Linked DNA regions of Mus musculus: region 2 is linked to region 1. A link is a loop called in an ENCODE intact Hi-C map of the cell type or tissue named here. Cell type or tissue: left cerebral cortex. All regions are shown on one strand. Links, peaks and the distances in the headings refer to the core of each region. The heading gives the core; the rest is flanking DNA. Region 1 overlaps Kat6b (K(lysine) acetyltransferase 6B). Region 2 overlaps Dupd1 (dual specificity phosphatase and pro isomerase domain containing 1).

Region 1 (8,558 bases), core at 3,737-6,236:
ACTTTGCAATGGACTTCTTTTGAGAGTGGAATACTCCCCACCCCCATACGTGAAGATGTTGATGATTCTAGACTTGAAAATGTTGGAAATGGCAGGAAATGGACAGAGTGATGTGGAATGTGTGTGTGTGCCTTTCATGTTGATGGCCAGCCGGGCACTTTGCTGCATAGCCAGACACCTTACTGGATTTAGGTGTAGTGGTGTTTTCAGAGTCATTTGAGAGTTACGGACATACCATGACACTTTTTAAGTATTTGCTCATATCTCTAAAACGGTGCTTGTTGGCCATGGCTCAACATGATCATAATATGTTCACTTAAGTTGACATCTGGCTTATGTATTACTCTGTATTTAGTGCACGTTACCTAATTATCCCAGAAAAATCCTTTATTGTGACTCAAGAATTAGGGTGCTAGATAAATGCCTCACAGTTAAGAGTACTTGCTGAGGGCTCAGGTCTGGTACTCAGCAGTAATGTGCTGCCTCACGGCTTCCTGTAGCTGTAGTTGCAGGGCACCCAGCACCCTCTTCCAGCCTTAAAACACCAAACACACACGTTACACATACATACATGCAGACAAACCCTCATACACATAAATAAATCAATCTCTTTTTAAAACCACTAATCCAACCAAGGATCATGGGTTATATTTAGTCTCCATGTATATCTTTTGAAGAGACCAGGGACATTGTTTAATAAAGAATTCTTCAATTTAAAGTTGCGTTAATTGTTCTCTTACTAGTAGATTCACCAAGAATGGCATGGCTGTCCTAAGCGCTTTATGGAACCACTTGGAGGCACATGGTCTTAGTCCCATATTGGTTACAGAAGTAATCCCATTGTGACTAGTAACAATATAGCATTATAGATTTCCTTTTAAGTACTTTCAGAACATCCTATTGGTGGTGGAAGAAAGTGGATTGAAGAGGTGCTAAACACATCAATAAATGTGTTGCTCCTGATAGAAAGATAAATTTCAGTCCTCTGTTTTTCTGAGAGAGTCATGGAGGGAAATGTGAGGTTGAGCACTTGGCCCTAGGGACACAGACTTGGAGTGATTCAGAACTGCACTGGGACCCGTGCAAGTTTACAGAATTTCCCTAACCACTCACACCCTCAGGTTCCTAGGTAAAGTAGGGATAATGTGGCATACCCGCTTGGTGAGTAACTGAGGTGGTGGGAGGAGGGGCTTCCCTGCTGCCTAAGTGCCACTGCTTGGCCGAGGCAGGAAAGGGGCTTACAGAACAGAGCCAGCTCATTACTTACCATCACCACTCCCTGAATGTTGTTTTAGGCTTAACATGAGTTCAGCAGAACCAAACATCATAGAAAATTTGACCAACAAGTTAGATGCCATTATGAGATTCCTTTTGCTTTTTTCTTTCAAATATTTATTACTCTATTGTTTATGCACCCTAGAGGTCAGAAAATAATACTCGAGTCACTTTCCCTTTCTGTCTATTTGTGTGGGCTCCCAGGACGGAACTAGAGTTGTTCTGCTTGTGTAGCCACTTTACCCACCAAGATGGCTATGTTGCTGCCAGCAACCCTCCACCCCGCCCCAGAGAGCAAAGAAAGGAATTAAAGCCGGGAGTGGTGGCGCACGCCTTTAATCCCAGCACTCAGGAGGCAGAGGCAGGCGGATTTCTGAGTTCGAGGCCAGCCTGGTCTACAGAGTGAGTCCCAGGACAGCCAAGACTACACAGAGAAACCCTGTCTCGAAAAAGAATTTCCAAAAAAAGTTAGGTGGTTTGGATTTGGTTTTGGTTTTCTTTTAAGGGAACTATTGCGTGTGCTTTACTGTGTAGCACAGGCTAGCCTTGAAACTAAAGCTAACTTTGAAGTCATTTCAGTCTTTCTACCTCTGATTCTTTTTGTTTGTTTGTTTTGTTTTGTTTTTTGAGACAGGTATAGCCCTGGCTGTCCTGAAACTCACTTTGTAGACCAGGCTAGCCTCGAACTCAGAAATCCGCCTGCCTCTGCCTCCCGAGTGCTGGGATTAAAGGCGTGCGCCACCACGCCCAGCTCTCTGCCTGTAATTCTTAAATTGTAGGATTACAGGTGTGTGCCGCCATGATCACCTTGGGCTTCTGTTTTCAAAGTTCTTAAATATCACTTGTCGTTAATAGATTTGTGCGGAATCAAATTGCTATTTAACCAGACCTCATTCTGACTAGAATCCATTTTACTTTAAGGGATTATTTTTTAAAAGCCAAGACAGACAAACAAACAAACAAAACCAGTTTATATGTCATCTGAAGATAGTGAATCAAAATAATTCTGTGACCCATTTACATGCATTACTGTACAAGTTTCATTTCATACAAGTGACAATTTTTTAAAGTTAATTAGACTCGGCTACACTGAGGTTAGCAAAAAGTGCTTTGAATTATCAATAATTCAGCAGGGCAGACGTTTCTGTATAATGCAGTGGTTTTATAGAGTATTGTGAGATAGTTATCCTTAAAATAAATGGTTGTGAGCATACATCAGCATGGTGGGGTTCACTTGAATGTGATAGCATCTCTGCTTCTATTATTGGGCAGTGTGCGGGACATCAGTCTTTCTGGCCATGAACTACTAGCAACCTTTGTCCTTTGTGTTACCTTTAGTTACAAATGGAAAATGAGCGTGAATGCTGGCTGATGGCCATGGCTCTCTTTCAGCTAAAAATCCATCTGGAAAGAAACATGGAGCTACAGATTTGGATTTATTTCGTTTCGTGAATGATATGTGACATTTTGTAAATTATTTATCACTGTTAGGGTGGTGGCAGTGGCTTGAACATTGTTCTATCAAATGAAAGCAAGGATCCCATTAGTACAAAGACTGTGCTTTAGCCAGAATCTATCAGGGGAACGTTGTCACTTTAAAACCAGATTGTTCTTTTAATTGCTATTTAAAGGAACAAAAGTGTTCCCAAGGTACTGCAGCCGAGCAGTTGCAAGTAATAACTATGGATCCATAATTACGCAGTGCTGATTATCTGGCCTTTCAGAAACTGTGGCTGGAGTCACTGACCAATTTGTTGTAGCTTGTCCTCTTGGTTTCTCTGGTGCAGAATATTCCACACTGAGCCTTTTTAACAGAGCTACAACAATCCATTTGTAAAGCTCCCTCAGAAAGTGAAGCCTGTGCATATATTAATAGAACAAATTCGGCTGAAAATAAGGGCAGGATAATGAACACTCATATTGTAAGATGAAAGTCACAGTCATATTAATTGTTGTTTGTGAATGCTAGGTCATAAGATGAATTCTTGACTTTCATGGCATGTTGTTAGAGGGAACCAAGACATTTGTGGAATCATTATAACCATCCAAAATATTATCTTAAAGAAGTGGCTGATTTTTCTTTTTAACTGGCAGTTGCTTCTTTATTTATTCAACCAGTAAACATATTTTGAGAGCCTACTGTGAACCAGGCTACGTATTAGGCATTTGGGATTGAATGGTTGCCCAAACGAGGTTTATTCTGTGCTGCTGTCGACTTAGAGAATTAGATCTAACACAATCTTGTTTGTGATTTACATATAAAAACATTTGTGATTATGTTGAGTTTTCTTGCCCTGAATTTTTGATTCATGACATTCCATATAAAGGCTTCAGAGAAGAACTAGCAGACAACATGTGAGAAGGCTTGGAATGTGCAATAAAATTTTAGTTTTTATACAGTTTTGGCTGTTCAAGATAATGTAGCTCTGTAGGCACAGTGAACTGCATTCATATGGTTGGAAATGTCTGCCCTGCTGGCAGTAATAATCAACCGAGGAGACGCAGAATGTATGTAGATTTACACATTGTTAAAAGCAATTGCCATAGAGAGTTAAAGGGTGCCAGGGGGTAGACAAATGTTTTGTTGTTTCTTTTATAAAGTGTGAATGTCAGAGATGGAGGGTTTATCTCTTCTGTGTGCCCTGGTTTCCCTTTGAAGCCCTTGGTGCCAGAGAGGTCTTGTTAATAGTCTTTTGATCTTCTCAAGTCCGACAGAATTTTAGCTCCTGCTCGTTCTCTGTTCATGGGCTCTCTGAAGCACGCATTTCATGTCCGGTATTTAATAGGTGAATAATCACAACACTTGATAAAGCTGAGTTAAATAATCTCACTAATTAACTAGATGAGGTCCATAGTCTTTGTTGCTGAGTAGATGAACAGTTTATTGTACATACAGATTATGGGAACACTTGGGAACACAGATGAATCCTTAATGTTCCTGCTGAAGGCTCTGTGATAGTTGAAGGTCTTAGGATTCACTGAATTCATAAAAGTTACTTCTGGATCTAATGACTACATTTAAATGTATTCAGATACGGCTTTGCTACCACATAACTTATGATGATTTTTATTAGAAAATGTTGATTTTCTTTTTGATTGTTTAATTTATCAGGGTTTCCTTAAGAAATATGTAAGACGCTTTGAATTTAATAATTTGTTTTAAATTTTGAAAGGAAGGCTAACACTATGTTTTGGTTTTTGTTTTTGTTTCTCTTTCTCATAGCCCCGTGCCGATCCCATTCCAATATGTAGCTTCTGTTTGGGGACTAAAGAGTCAAATCGTGAAAAGAAACCAGAAGAACTCCTGTCTTGTGCAGATTGTGGCAGTAGTGGTGAGTTTGGTTTGTGTGCGTTCTACATGGTGTCCACTGTCAGAGCTTCATGCTCTCGATCTGTAGCGAAACCTCCCAGAACATGTTCAAAGACATCGTTTGGTGATAGAATAGGTTTGAAATATAAGAACATTATACAGGTCAAGGGTGAAATATGAATGTACCAATACCAGCCTATGTTACATGTTTATATGATTCTGTTCAGTAGTATTTGTAACCAAGCTCCAGTTTCAGATCTATGTGGCTAATTCAGTGTTAGACTGCAGTGCATGCAGTAAGTAAAGTCACAGTAGAGATTTTGTTTGTTTGACTGTTTCTTGAACTGTCTCTCCATGTAGCCCAGGCTGGCATCAAACTCCTTTTACTTGTCCCTGAGCCTTTTGAGATGCTCAGTATATTGCCTGGACCAAACTCTTAAATCCTGACCTCAGTCAGTCAGTCTCCTGCCTCACCTTCCCAAATCCAATCATTGCCACGCCTAGCTCATAGCAAAGGATTTAAGCTAAACACAGTATACCCCTTCTGTTCTCCCCAGTCTCAGAGAGACTCCAGTGAAGTCTGTATTGTTTCAGGTTACGACACCTACTGGTGAAATGTAGTAATTCAATCCAGCTCCATGTTAACTGAAGAAAAGGGACAGACCATGAGATTCGAGGAGTGTGTCTTCTCTGCTCTTACCATTTGATTTTAAGATTATGCCTCCAATTTTATTCAGAGATATAAATGCAAATTGTGTTTATGTTTTTAAAGGTTTTCTTTTACTGGCTGTTCTTTTTGATTCGGCACATAAAAGCCACTCAGGTTACATGCACATACACATAGTTTCCTGCATATGAAATGGTAATACTGGGCCCCCCTATGAGTACTTCTGTTGTTGTTGTTGTTTTGTTATTTTCCCATTGAGTACCAACCTGAAGGCCTTACCCATGCTAAGCAAACCCTGCTGCTGAGTTGCAGCCCCAGCTGTAAGGCTTTTAAATGTTAATCTTTCTGTGTTGGTCTTCTCTTTTTCTCTCAGATACTGAGATATTTTTTCCCTCAATGTTAGTTTAAAACTCCTGGCTAACAGCTGGAGTTTTATTTCTGTGGTAAAGCACTTGTCTAAGACCCTAGGTTCAATCCCAGCAAGCAGAAGGAAGGAAGCAAAACAGCTCTGCAGAACCTATAGCATGCTCTCATACACCACTGCCTTTCCTTCCAGCCAGACACCTAATCATTCCACAAGGTGCTGTCCTCATTAGTAATGCTGGTGCTTACCTCTACACTTAGAGGGACTAAACAGCCCAGTCCAGAGTCTGCGTGGGCTCTCCTGAGAACTGGAAGTGGCACCCATTCTTATGGTTTTCCACACTCTCGTGCTGTCCCACTTGATTGCTGTGAGTAACTTAAAATTTGTCACCACGTAGGACAGCTGCTTAATGGTTGGATAGAGGAAATATGTCATACTGAGGAATGATTATGTTGTGGAATGGTTCTTAGTTGGTTATTCAGAAGTTCAACTTGATAGGCCATTTGTGGTCAGCAGCCTCCAGGACCTGACTAGCTGGAAAGAGCCTTCACGATATGACATGTCAAGCACTGCCTAAAAGATGTCTTCTGCTGTCTCGGTGATGGGCTTTATGGATGCATTAGCATTCTCTCACTTGGCCATGGTATCCTGGGTTAGTGACAGAAGAGCACAGAAACATTGTCTGTGTGTTCAGGTTAATTTATTTCAACCTATGAGTCCCCTGCTCCCCTGGGCAGGCAGTGCCTCACTCATCAGTCTGCCTCTACTTACCTTGTAGGTCTTTTCACAAGGCTCATTTCAAATGAATTATTTTTTTGTGTCACTGCCTGATGAGTTCTGTGGTGTCCAGACATCTGGTGTTTATCTGTGAATTTTAAGCTGTATGTTAAAATGCCCTCTATCATCTTGTTTTAATATCTATTCATGGGGCACGCAGACAGATTTCGCAAGTGGGAAGAAAGATTCTCTTCATATATTCCTCATTGCTGATGACACACCCGGCCCTGCTGAGTTGTTGCGAATCTGGGATTTTATCATAACTTCAAGGCCTTCCTTATAGGGTATCAAGGTGTAATTCTACCCAGGTTGATCTTAGACTTTATAATACCATCAAGCTCCCCTAGTCTTCCCAGATTGAAGACCCAGCAGAGGGAGGTCTGGCCCCCTCTGCACAAAAGTGGCTGAAATGTCTTTTCTCTGAAGCTTCCCACTTCTCCATCCTTGCTTCCCAGGCTTGTCCTTTCTGCCCTCAAAAGTACCCTTCTTTTCTAGCAAGTAGAGAAGGGTCAGGTTCTCTGTCCCTGGATCACATACATCTACCTGTTACTGGCAGAAATGCAAACCTTGGGGCATAGTGTATTCTGTAGAGCACAGAGGATGCCTGAAGGTGCCTCTCTGGGCTCTAAAGTAGAGCAGTGCTCTGGCAGTTCCTTAACCATCTGTGAGTGTATCAGCTTGGATTTGACTACTTCAGGGGCTGGGAGAAGATCCCAATTATGGAATACTGTGTAGACATGTACGCCCTCTGGTCAATTAGGAAAAAAACTATATTCCTTTTTCCTCCTAAAATTAAGCATCGCTGGGCGTGGTGGCGCACACCTTTAATCCCAGCACTCCGGAGGCAGAGGCAGGCGGATTTCTGAGTTCGAGGCCAGCCTGGTCTACAGAGTGAGTTCCAGGACAGCCAAGACTACACAGAGAAACCCTGTCTCGAAAAACTTAAGAAAAAAGAAGCATCAGGGGCTGAAGAGATGGCTCAGGGGTTAAGGGCATTGGCTACTCTTCCAGAGGACCTGGGTTCAATTCCTAGGACCCACATGGCAGTTTGTAAGTGTCTGTAACTCCAGTTTCAGGATATCTGATACAGTCACTTCAGGCAAAACACCAATGCACACAAAATAAAAATAAATCTTTTTTTTTTTTTTTTTTTTTTAATGAAGCATCAAAGTAAAATGTGGTTAATCTTAGGAGGCGTTGGAGTACATGTGGTTTCTAACACCATGGTTTTCATGAGGAAGACCATGATGGGCCACATGCTTCTGCAGTGCCTTGTCAGGATGGGAGCCATGCTGGCACAGTCCAGTCCTGCAGCTCCAGGGGAACTAAAGGTTGGTCCTCCAGGTGGCCTTGTAGAGCCTGCTGCCTTCCCATCCACAGAAGGACCCACCGACTGCAGGATGGAATCGGGACTGTTTGTAAGGATCAAAGGAATTCTGAACATAAGATATTTTTGTTAAAAAAGAAAAATGTCCATGAGTAATAGACAACCAGAAGAAGGAAGTCCAGATGCAGCCATCAGGAGGATGATGATTATTCAATGTGCTTCCCATATGTGCTCGACGCTCTTAGTCACCTCTCTCTGAAGCCCCATTGCTGTGATGACGATTGTACTGCGCTGAGCTTCCACAGACATGAGTGTAACTGTTTCCTTCTGCTTCCACATGAAGTGAGATCACTGGACTTCCTCTGCTTTAAAGATGACTGTATAACAAATGATCAGAACTCCATTTTTTCCTTGCTAAAAGTCCCATTTTAAAAAAAAAACTGCTCAAGTCAAGGGCAGTAAACATGTGAAGTGAGGTACAGAAAGCCGCCCCGAATGTAGTGTCTCCAACCCCATGCCCCACTCCCCTTCCTGCTGGCTGCAACAGACATTTGCTTATTCTGTACAATGGAAAATAGTAAGTCTGTCCTCTAGATCCACGGGGCTTGCATGATCAGCCACGTGACACATCCGGAGATTGTCCTAGCCACTCATAAAACTGAGACAGTCCTCAGTCAGGTCTGAGGAAATGCTGAGACTGGGGAGTGATTTTACTTGACTTTCATGGGTCGGCCTACTTTGAAATTAACACTGTTCTATTCTCCTTGCCTCATTAAGGCCAAATTATCTTTAATTAGCTTCACATAAGTATTAGATATTATGCCAAATGAAATTTTGT
Region 2 (8,558 bases), core at 3,255-5,754, 69 kb after region 1:
CAGTGAGAGGCTTTCTCAGACCCTCCTAGCAATAAAGGTTTCTCAGTGAGAAATGAGCTGCTTGGGATTTTTTTTCTATCAAAGGTGGCTAACCCACCAAGAGCCAATATTCCCTAGGTCACCCCCACCTTGTAAAACTTTTTTTCAAATCTTTTCATCTCCCCTGCTCTGTAAAACTTTGAAGTAAAGGCCTTGGCTCTTGCCGGTTTCCTCTTTCCTTCATTTCCTTCTCTATGCTTTCCAAATTAGCCAGGCTAGGGTAGACTGTGAGATTTTGAACCTCAGCCAGTGGAGCAGCCAAGCTCCCCCTTGCGTTAAGGATAAAAGGCAGGCCAGCTTGGCCCTCTGTGTGCTTACCAGCCCCATTTGGCTTGAGCACGCCTTATTTTACAGTAAGAAGTGGCCTTCCCCGGTTAACTTCGAGTTTATTTGAGAGCACAAGAGAAAGCAGGTTCCTTCCCAACACCCCACTAACTTGTCTGAGGTGGCCTCTCCCCACCATTTCATCTCCCGTATCCCACACTGCATTTTATTACCATCTGCACTTTGTAATTTGCTTAATCGGTTTTAGAATGTACTATAAATCTCAATAATGCTTTTTAACCAAACGAAAACGTTGCTTATGAAGTCTTTAAACACTAAACTTTCTGTTCCTCCATTCTCCTACTTCTAAATTCCAGGAGTCAGCAGGACCAGACAGCTAACACTAGGTTCTCTGCTTCAAAAGGACTCCACTCCAGGGAAAGGGGGGATGTGGTATGAGGTACGGGGACAGTGGCTCCAGAAAATCCTGAGTGGGACTATGTATGTTCTATCCTACATGTGCGTTCACCTTCAGCGAGTATGTCATGAAAATAGAAATGCTGACTTGTCTGGATACTGAATAGATGAGACCAACAGAGCTGAGGTCAAAAGGAGCCAGCAGGATGCTCTGATGAAACGCCTAAGTAGGAACGACTTTGACCCTGGGTTCCTACCCCAGGAGCCCTTGGCTCATAGGACACCAAGTGTGGGTCATCATGGAGTCCATCTGCTGGCCTCTACCACTCCAGTGTTCTCTCCCTCAGAACCATGAGAGCCCTGCTTTGTCCAGCCAAGCACCTGGCCCAATGAGCACTGTCTCCAGTCTTGCTGCCTGACAAGAGCAGGTGACTCGGTGTGTTGGCGGTACAGCTTTGCCTGTTGCCTTCGCAACGTTGTGGCAATGTTTTGGTTTTTTAAACTTATTAGGAAACCAATATTGTAACTGTTAAGTGAGTCTCTGGTAATCTCCCTTACCTATGTTAAGAGAGGACCCAGCCTTCTCCTGAACTAAGGGCACCCAGAGCATCCTCAGAATTCCTGGAAACCAACCTGTCCACAAGGTCCCAAGCTACAGGTGGCATGAAAGTAAAACAGCTTCCCCAGGAGTCACAGTGACCTGGATGACTTTACCCAGCTGCCCTGGACTCCAGCACCCTACAGTAAGAACATGTCTTGGATTTTTTAGTTCACACTGAAGACATGGGCCCTTCCTATCCTTCTCCAGCAGGCATTAGACACACACACACACACACTTTCTCCAGGACGCTGTCGTTCATGATGCTCCACTGCTGGTGTCCTCTCTCAGCAGCCTCTCTCTAGGTTCCATCTTCTCAGGGCTGCTGGTTCTGGAAGCCCACATGCGGGGTTGTGCTGCTGCTGCTGCTGCTGCTGCTTTCTCAAGAGTGAAGAATGACCATCAGGTGCCAGCTTAACTCAGCTCATCTGGCTGCTTCCCCCCTCCCCCCCCCCCCCCCCCCCGTTCCATGCAAACCACACATCTGCGGTGTGAGTAAAAAAAAACAAACCTCCCTGCTACCCTTACTGAAGGCAAAGGAGTATTCTGGTCCCCTAAAACTAAGTGCCCTGCCTCTCCTTTTCTCCCAAATTGTGAGGTTACACTCTTCCCTGTCTAAATTTACCACAACCCACTTGGATGCTGGCAGCTCTGGCTATGGCGATGCAAGGAAAGGCATTTCTGTTCAGAGGCTCAGGACACCATGCCTACCCCTGCCAGGTGCCTGCGCACATGTACATGGACTGCACTGAATAAGAAATGTGATTCTGTCCAGGCTTCCTCCCAAGTCCTAAGGCCTGTCCTGTAACACAGCTTACCAGGCAAATTTCTGTGGTTGAAAAAAAAAATCAAGCTCTATTTTTTTATCTTTTTATAATAACATGATTTTTCCCTTTCAGAGCCAAGCATTTAATCACAACACAGTACCCACACATTAAAACAAAACAAAAAACAGCCCAAACAAAGGAAACCTTTTTTTGCTTCCAACTTAAAGACAGGAGATTGTGGAGAGCGGTACCTTTTCCTTACCCAGATCCCCCTGCAGCTGACTTGGCCTACCATGAGGCAAAGAACTAGACTGGAGGAGACAGCGGGCATCCTCCCTGCTGCGCCCAGCCTTTGGTTTCACTGTCTCATCTCCCTGCCCACCAAAGCCTCCTTGCAGACGTGCTTCAGCCTTCTGCTCTGGGTGCCAGGGTCTCTGATCCTCTCTGAGGAGGCCCCCTACAGCCCTAGGTCACTGTCCCCTGGCCCGGCCTGTCGCCGCTGCTTCACCAGCTGCTTGTCCAGCTCTCGGAGTTGCTTCAAGAAGCCCCGGTTGGGCAGGACACAGCGGTTCTTAGCCACTTGTTGAATGGCGTCCACCAAAGTCATGTTCTTGTGGATCATCAGGTAGGCCAGGACCAGAGTTGCTGACCGACTTCGGCCCATGGCACAGTGAACCAGGATCTTACCTGCAGGTGGAGGAGACAGGAAAGAAAGCCAGTGCTGAACGGGATGGGGTTCCTCAACCCACATTTACTCTGTCACCCACAGTATGACTTGGGCCACAGCTCCCCATCAGCAAAATGGGGACACAGTTTCTTGGCTCTTTCTTTCTTTTTCTTTTTCTTTTGTTTGTTTGTTTTTGTTTTTGAGACAGGGTTTCTCTGTATAGCCCTGGCTGTCCTGGAACTCACTTTGTAGACCAGGCTGGCCTCCAACTCAGAAATCCGCCTGCCTCCCGAGTGCTGGGATTAAAGGCTTGTGCCACCACGCCAGCTCTCTTGGCTCTTTCATAGGCGTGTTGGGAAGGCAGTTTCTGTACACCGCACTTGTTTGCTGATGATCACGTGATAGGATTGGTAGCAGGCAGACGCTACAACTCTTGCTTGGTAAGAGAAGGCATTAAAACATCTGTGAGATGGCCCAACTCCATGCCTCAGAGAGTGGCCTCCTGGAAGCGATTGACTGATGGTTTTAATGTTTATTCAGTCATGTTTAGCAGGGTTCAAATGTCAAAGCATACCCCAGGAGACTGACTGGGTGACACACACACATCCCTCCCACCGGGTTCCTTGACCCTCAAGAGCAACAGGTGTCCCCAACCCTTCATCTCCTCTTCCAGAGAAGACTCTGCCTAGAAGAGTCTCCCATTTACTGTACTTCATGCCGGCCTCCTACCCTCCCCTGTCCTCCCTCTCTCCCCCTCCCTCCCTTTTGCTTCTACTGTGGATAGAAACCAGGGTCTCACCCCTGCCAGACAGGCACTGAACTACACTCGCAGCCTTTCAAAACCCATTTCTATATCTTGTTTATTTCATTAACAGTTTACATTTGAGGTCTCTACACCTCAGAATATAAATAGTTCTCTTTTCTTTCTTTCTTAAGCATCCTCCCACCCCATGCTGGGAATAAAACCCAAGACCTTACACATGGATGGCAAACACATCCTCAAGATACATCCCCAGCAAGAAATTATTTTCAAAGCATATGCCTTCCTTTTATTTCTTTTTGATGCTGGGGAACCAAATCCAAGGCCTTGTATGTGCTCAATACCCATTATTTCACTGACCTAGACCCCTGGCCCTTGAAAGTATATATTTTGAAACTACTGGTGTGTGTGTGTGTGTGTGTGTGTGTGTGTGTGTGTGTGTGTACATGGACAGAGTTTCCCTGTGTAACCCAGGATGTTCTCAAACTCATCTCAACATCCTCCTGCCTTAGTCCCTCAAGTGCCAGGATTAAACAATTTAAACAGAATGCATCACCACACCCTGCTAGTAGAACCTGTAAGCAATTGACTCTTTTGACAGTGTTAGGATACAATCTGACTTAGTCCTTGTCACATACACAAAGACAATGGTGCCTTAGTATGAACAATGTCACATGCATCAAATATACAAATAATCATTGCTTACACTGGGGAGGGGGCAGGCGATTGATTCCCTTAAAAATGATGTACAAGCAACCAGGTCCCTCAGGCCTCCACTTGGTGGCGCTCTAGAGCCCACCCAGGACACCCGTTGGCCCTGTCTCATTTCAGCTTTGACTTAAACCTTGTTATCATTGTCCCTGCCTTGCAGATGGAGAGACAGGTTCAGGAGGTGCAATTTCAATTTCTTGCCAGAGGTCACCCACAATACTAATGCCAGAAGTATCTTAATGCAAAACTGTGTTGGAGGCCCTTTCTGTGCCACTGTGCTCTGAGGTTTGGCTCTCGGCGCTCTCTCTCTCTCTCTCTCTCTCTCTCTCTCTCTCTCTCTCTCTCTCTCTCTCCCCACCCCCACTGTTTCCCATGGCTGAGTGACTCTCTACTGATATTCATCTAGCTGGCTGGGCTATCTGTGGCTGTGTGACCAAAGTGATGCCCTGACTTTCTGCTTCTCAGCCTGATAGCTGGAGAGATAAACAGGAAGTTGCCTGTGGACAGTTTCTTCATGGGCATGGCTCTCTGACCTTTTTAGCTCTCCCTTCTTCGTGGGACCAAGCCCAGACAAGGGAAAGAAGCCAAGACAACATAAGAAATGAAAGAATCAGGGGCTGGAGAGATGGCTCAGCGGTTAAGAGCACTGACTACTCTTCTGAAGGTCCTGAGTTCAAATCCCAGTAACCACATGATACCTCACTACCATCCATGATGAAATCTGATGCCCTCTTCTGGTGTGTCTGAAGACAGCTACAGTATACTTACATATAATAAATAAACAAATCTTAAAAAAAAAGAAAGAAAGAAAGAAAGGAAGGAAGGAAGGAAGAAAGAATCCACACACAGTTAGTTCTACTTTTCTCACTCCAAGTGGGATGGGAAGTCCTAGGCACCATGACCAGCTGCAAGGACCACTGATGTGCTGGGGGCTGGCACAGAGGTGCTCTCCACCTCCTCACAATTAGTGCCTTTCTCTGTCTACCCCAGCCAGCAAGGAGGGCAGGCCGCAACCCCCTGTGTCATTAAGGGGGCGCTGGTCCACATTTTCATCCAGCGTGACCATCCACGCAGATGAGCATCTACCTCTGGCGTTCTAATCCCAATAGAGTGTTCCAGACAGATGCTGCCTGGCCCCTGGCCAGCTCTGCTGACAACCGATGTGCTCCTTCCTCTCCTGTCACAGCTAAGCACTTGTAACAGATGAAAGCTGTAACCTATTAAGCTTTGGGGAACCTAAAGTCTGTGGAGAGAAAGCAGAGAGGAAGAAGACGGGGAAGGAAGATGGGGGGGGGAAGGAGAGAAGGGGGCTCTCAGCTCTGACGGAACTCTTAGAGCCAAATGTGGTTCTCATTAATGCTGTCAGCCTGGAGAAAGAGGCCCACTACCCCAGGGCAAGAGTGGGTTGTTCTCTGGAGGTCTCAGGTGCCCCTGGGCCCCACCAATTTCCTGTCACCAGAACCTCGGAGTCCTGTTCCCTCTTGGCTCTGGGGCTCTGCCAAGTCCCACTGTTGAGGCCCAGTGTTGGTGGCAGAAAACAGGGGTAGTGAGGGAGGCCTGTTCTCAGTCCTTGTCTGAACTTCAAGAAACCCAGAGGCCTGTGACCCTGACACCAGCCTCTCTGCAGGGTCCTGAGGTAAGGGAGAGCTGTTGGGACTGTTTTCTGGTTCAGTTCACAGCTGACTCCTGGGTAACCTCAGTTACCCTGGGCAATCTTCTGGGTAATTTATGGGTTGTTTGTTTGTGTGCTTTTGAGACAGGGTCCTGCAGCATCTCTGAGGCCTGGCCTTGAACTCTTAATCGTCCTGCTTCTGCCTCCCTGGATGGCTGGAGTCTCGGGTTTGCACCAGGGTACCTAGTGCCCATGCACTTACTTCATACATTTTATTGTAGTCAATTCTTGAAACTACCCAGTGGCTTCAGTCAAACTGTCATCACCATTCTACAGATGAGGTCGTGGAAGGAGATACGGAGAAGTGGCTCGTCCCAGTTGCACGGCCAGTGAATGGCAGACCTCGATCCAAGCCCAGGCAGTGTGACATCGAAGCCCGGAACTTCCCTGTGCTTGCTGCCCTTGTGTGAGCCAGATAAAGGTTTTACACATAATATGTACCTCTGCTACACGCAATTTGTGCTATTATTTTCTATTCTTTCTATTCAATTAAAAAAGCAGAAAAGGAACAGTGGGCACATCCACCATTTTGCTTTTATGACCCACTGATAAGGTTGCAGTCTATGTCTGAAAAATGCTGGCTTCAGAAAAATATTTACCAGAAGGAAAGATGCCATAATTGTATGAAAAAAAAGTTTAAATTCAAGATTTCTAATGTACCTACCTGAGCATGGTAGTTCATAACTATAAGGCAGAGGTATCAGGGCTATCATGAATTCAAGGTTTGAGGCCAGCTTGGTTTACAAAATAAAACCTTATCTCAAAATAAACTTTCAAAAACTCTACCTCATCCAACTACTTGTTTTCAGCGGTGACCAAAAGGTGAGCTTCTATCACTCAAATCAGATATATCAGGAGCCTGTGGGATGGTTCCCTGGGGAAAACTGCTTACTGGGCAAGCTAATGACCTGAGTCCCATCCCCAGAACCCACTTGGAAGAAGGAGAGAATCAACTCCCGAGAGCTGTCCTCTGACTTCTACAGGTGTGCACGCACTTCTATGCACACATCACACAGCAACATCCTCTTCTTCCTCCTCCTCCTTCTCTTCTTCCTCCTCTTCATCATCATCATCATCAGAAAGACATACTTGCCCAAGCCTGTGACCCACAGACCTACCTGCTGTCCAGGCCTAATGTGTGCCTTTAGAAGTGCCATTGTCTTTCCCTGGTTTTAGGCACTGCCCTTGCCGACTTTGCACTCACTGCCTTGGAAGTTGCTTTTCTCAGCAATGCATACAGGGAGGGTGAGGTCCTGCTCCATCCTAGACAGATGCGGGCATGTAGAGGTCCTCAGAGAATGAGGACAAGGTGTGAGTCCAACAGAAAGGAAGGGGACCTTAAAACAAACACTTGGGGACAACCTGGCCTGGCTGAAGCTTAGATGCCCCAGAGAACCAAATACCTGCCAGAAAGATGATTTCATCTATATAATCATACCCACTTGGTCTGGCATGTGTGTGTGTGTGTGTGTGTGTGTGTGTGTGTGTGTGTGTCTGTGTGTGTGTGTCTGTGAGTGTGTGTCTGTGTGTGTGTGTCTGTGTATGTGTGTGTGTCTGTGTGTGCACGCACATGTGTGTGTAGGCCAGAGGATAACCTCAGGTACTGTTCACCTTGTTTTTTGTAACAAGGTCTCTCATTGGCTTGGACCCTGCTAGTAGGCTAGGCTGGCTGCAAACACTGGGGATTAGCCTGTCTTCCCACTCCCAGCCCTGACATCACAGGGCACATTCATTCCCTCATCTGGTTGTTGTTTGTTTGTTCACGTGGGGTCTCACATGATCTGACATCCTCATGCTTTTGCTGCAAGCACTATTCCAGCTGAGCTATCTTCACAGCCTAAAATTTATTGTATAAAATGACTATTTATTTATCCTGGGATCGGGTCTCACTATGTAGCTGTGGCTGGCCTGGACCTTGCTGTGTATACCAGGCTGGCCCCAAACTCAGAGCTTCTGCCTCTTCCTTCTTTGTTCCCGAGAGTGCTGAGAATCCAAACCAGTGCTAAGAAAATGTCATACCATTGAGCAACATCTGCGGTCTCTGTAAGAGATTTTATGATGGCTTCAGAAGCAGGCTGGGTCCTGTTTAAGATAAAGAATGGACTCTGGGGGGTGGGGGGTGGCGCACGCCTTTAATCCCGGTACTTGGGAGGCAGAGACAAATGAATCTCTGAGTTCGAGGCCAGCCTGGTCTATAGACCCAATTCCAGGATAGCCAGGGCTGTGTCACAGAGAAATCCTGTCTCCAAAAACTACAGAGAGAGAGAGAGAGAGAGAGAGAGAGAGAGAGCGGGAGGGAGGGAGGGAGAGAGAGAGAGAGAGAGAGAGAGAGAGAGAGAGAGAGAGAGAGAGAGAGAGAGAGAGGAAAAAAAGAGGACAAAGAATGACTGACAGGCAGGCTGTGATACTGAAACCTGATCTTCCAAGCCCCTGGTGCCTGGCGTTTCCTAGGAGATTTCATTAAACTGGATGTTCCCAAGCTCCTGTGAGATCCATGCCCCCTCTGGGACAACATTCTGTCAGTTCTCTCCCCAGTGAAGAAGGATGAGTTCACTTGTGTCAGATCCTAGAGCCAGCTGGCTTTCTCTCCCCTTCCATGATATTCGGTGACCTCTTAAATAGTACAGTCACCAAAGAGACACTGACATTAAGGACAAAAGACG

What was found. Peaks named below come from ENCODE experiments on the same cell type or tissue, not always from the same donor. Only the 100,000 strongest peaks of a DNase experiment are listed, where the experiment ranks them.
Region 2: a loop joins it to region 1, with 2.3 times the contacts of the local background. A loop is called at or near these places in 1 of 42 quality-filtered maps.

What each region holds. Positions count from the first base shown.
Region 1 is chr14:21,605,256-21,613,813 of GRCm38, forward strand. Kat6b (K(lysine) acetyltransferase 6B) reads left to right here. Exons shown (of 17, transcript NM_017479.3): 3 at 4,499-4,607. Among named protein-coding and RNA genes, the nearest start is that of Dupd1, 110 kb to the right of the region's middle. In left cerebral cortex, for the core only: a CTCF peak has its summit at 5,195 (motif pointing left); a DNase peak (open chromatin) is centred at 5,175.
Region 2 is chr14:21,674,389-21,682,946 of GRCm38, forward strand. It overlaps Dupd1 (dual specificity phosphatase and pro isomerase domain containing 1), which reads right to left. Exons shown (of 4, transcript NM_001013826.2): 4 at 2,184-2,772. The coding sequence ends at 2,543. Among named protein-coding and RNA genes, the nearest start is that of Dupd1, 36 kb to the right of the region's middle. RefSeq lists an enhancer at 1-1,312. In left cerebral cortex, for the core only: a CTCF peak has its summit at 4,294 (motif pointing right); DNase peaks (open chromatin) are centred at 3,367, 3,723, 4,283, 5,390 and 1 more place; H3K27ac peaks cover 428 bases.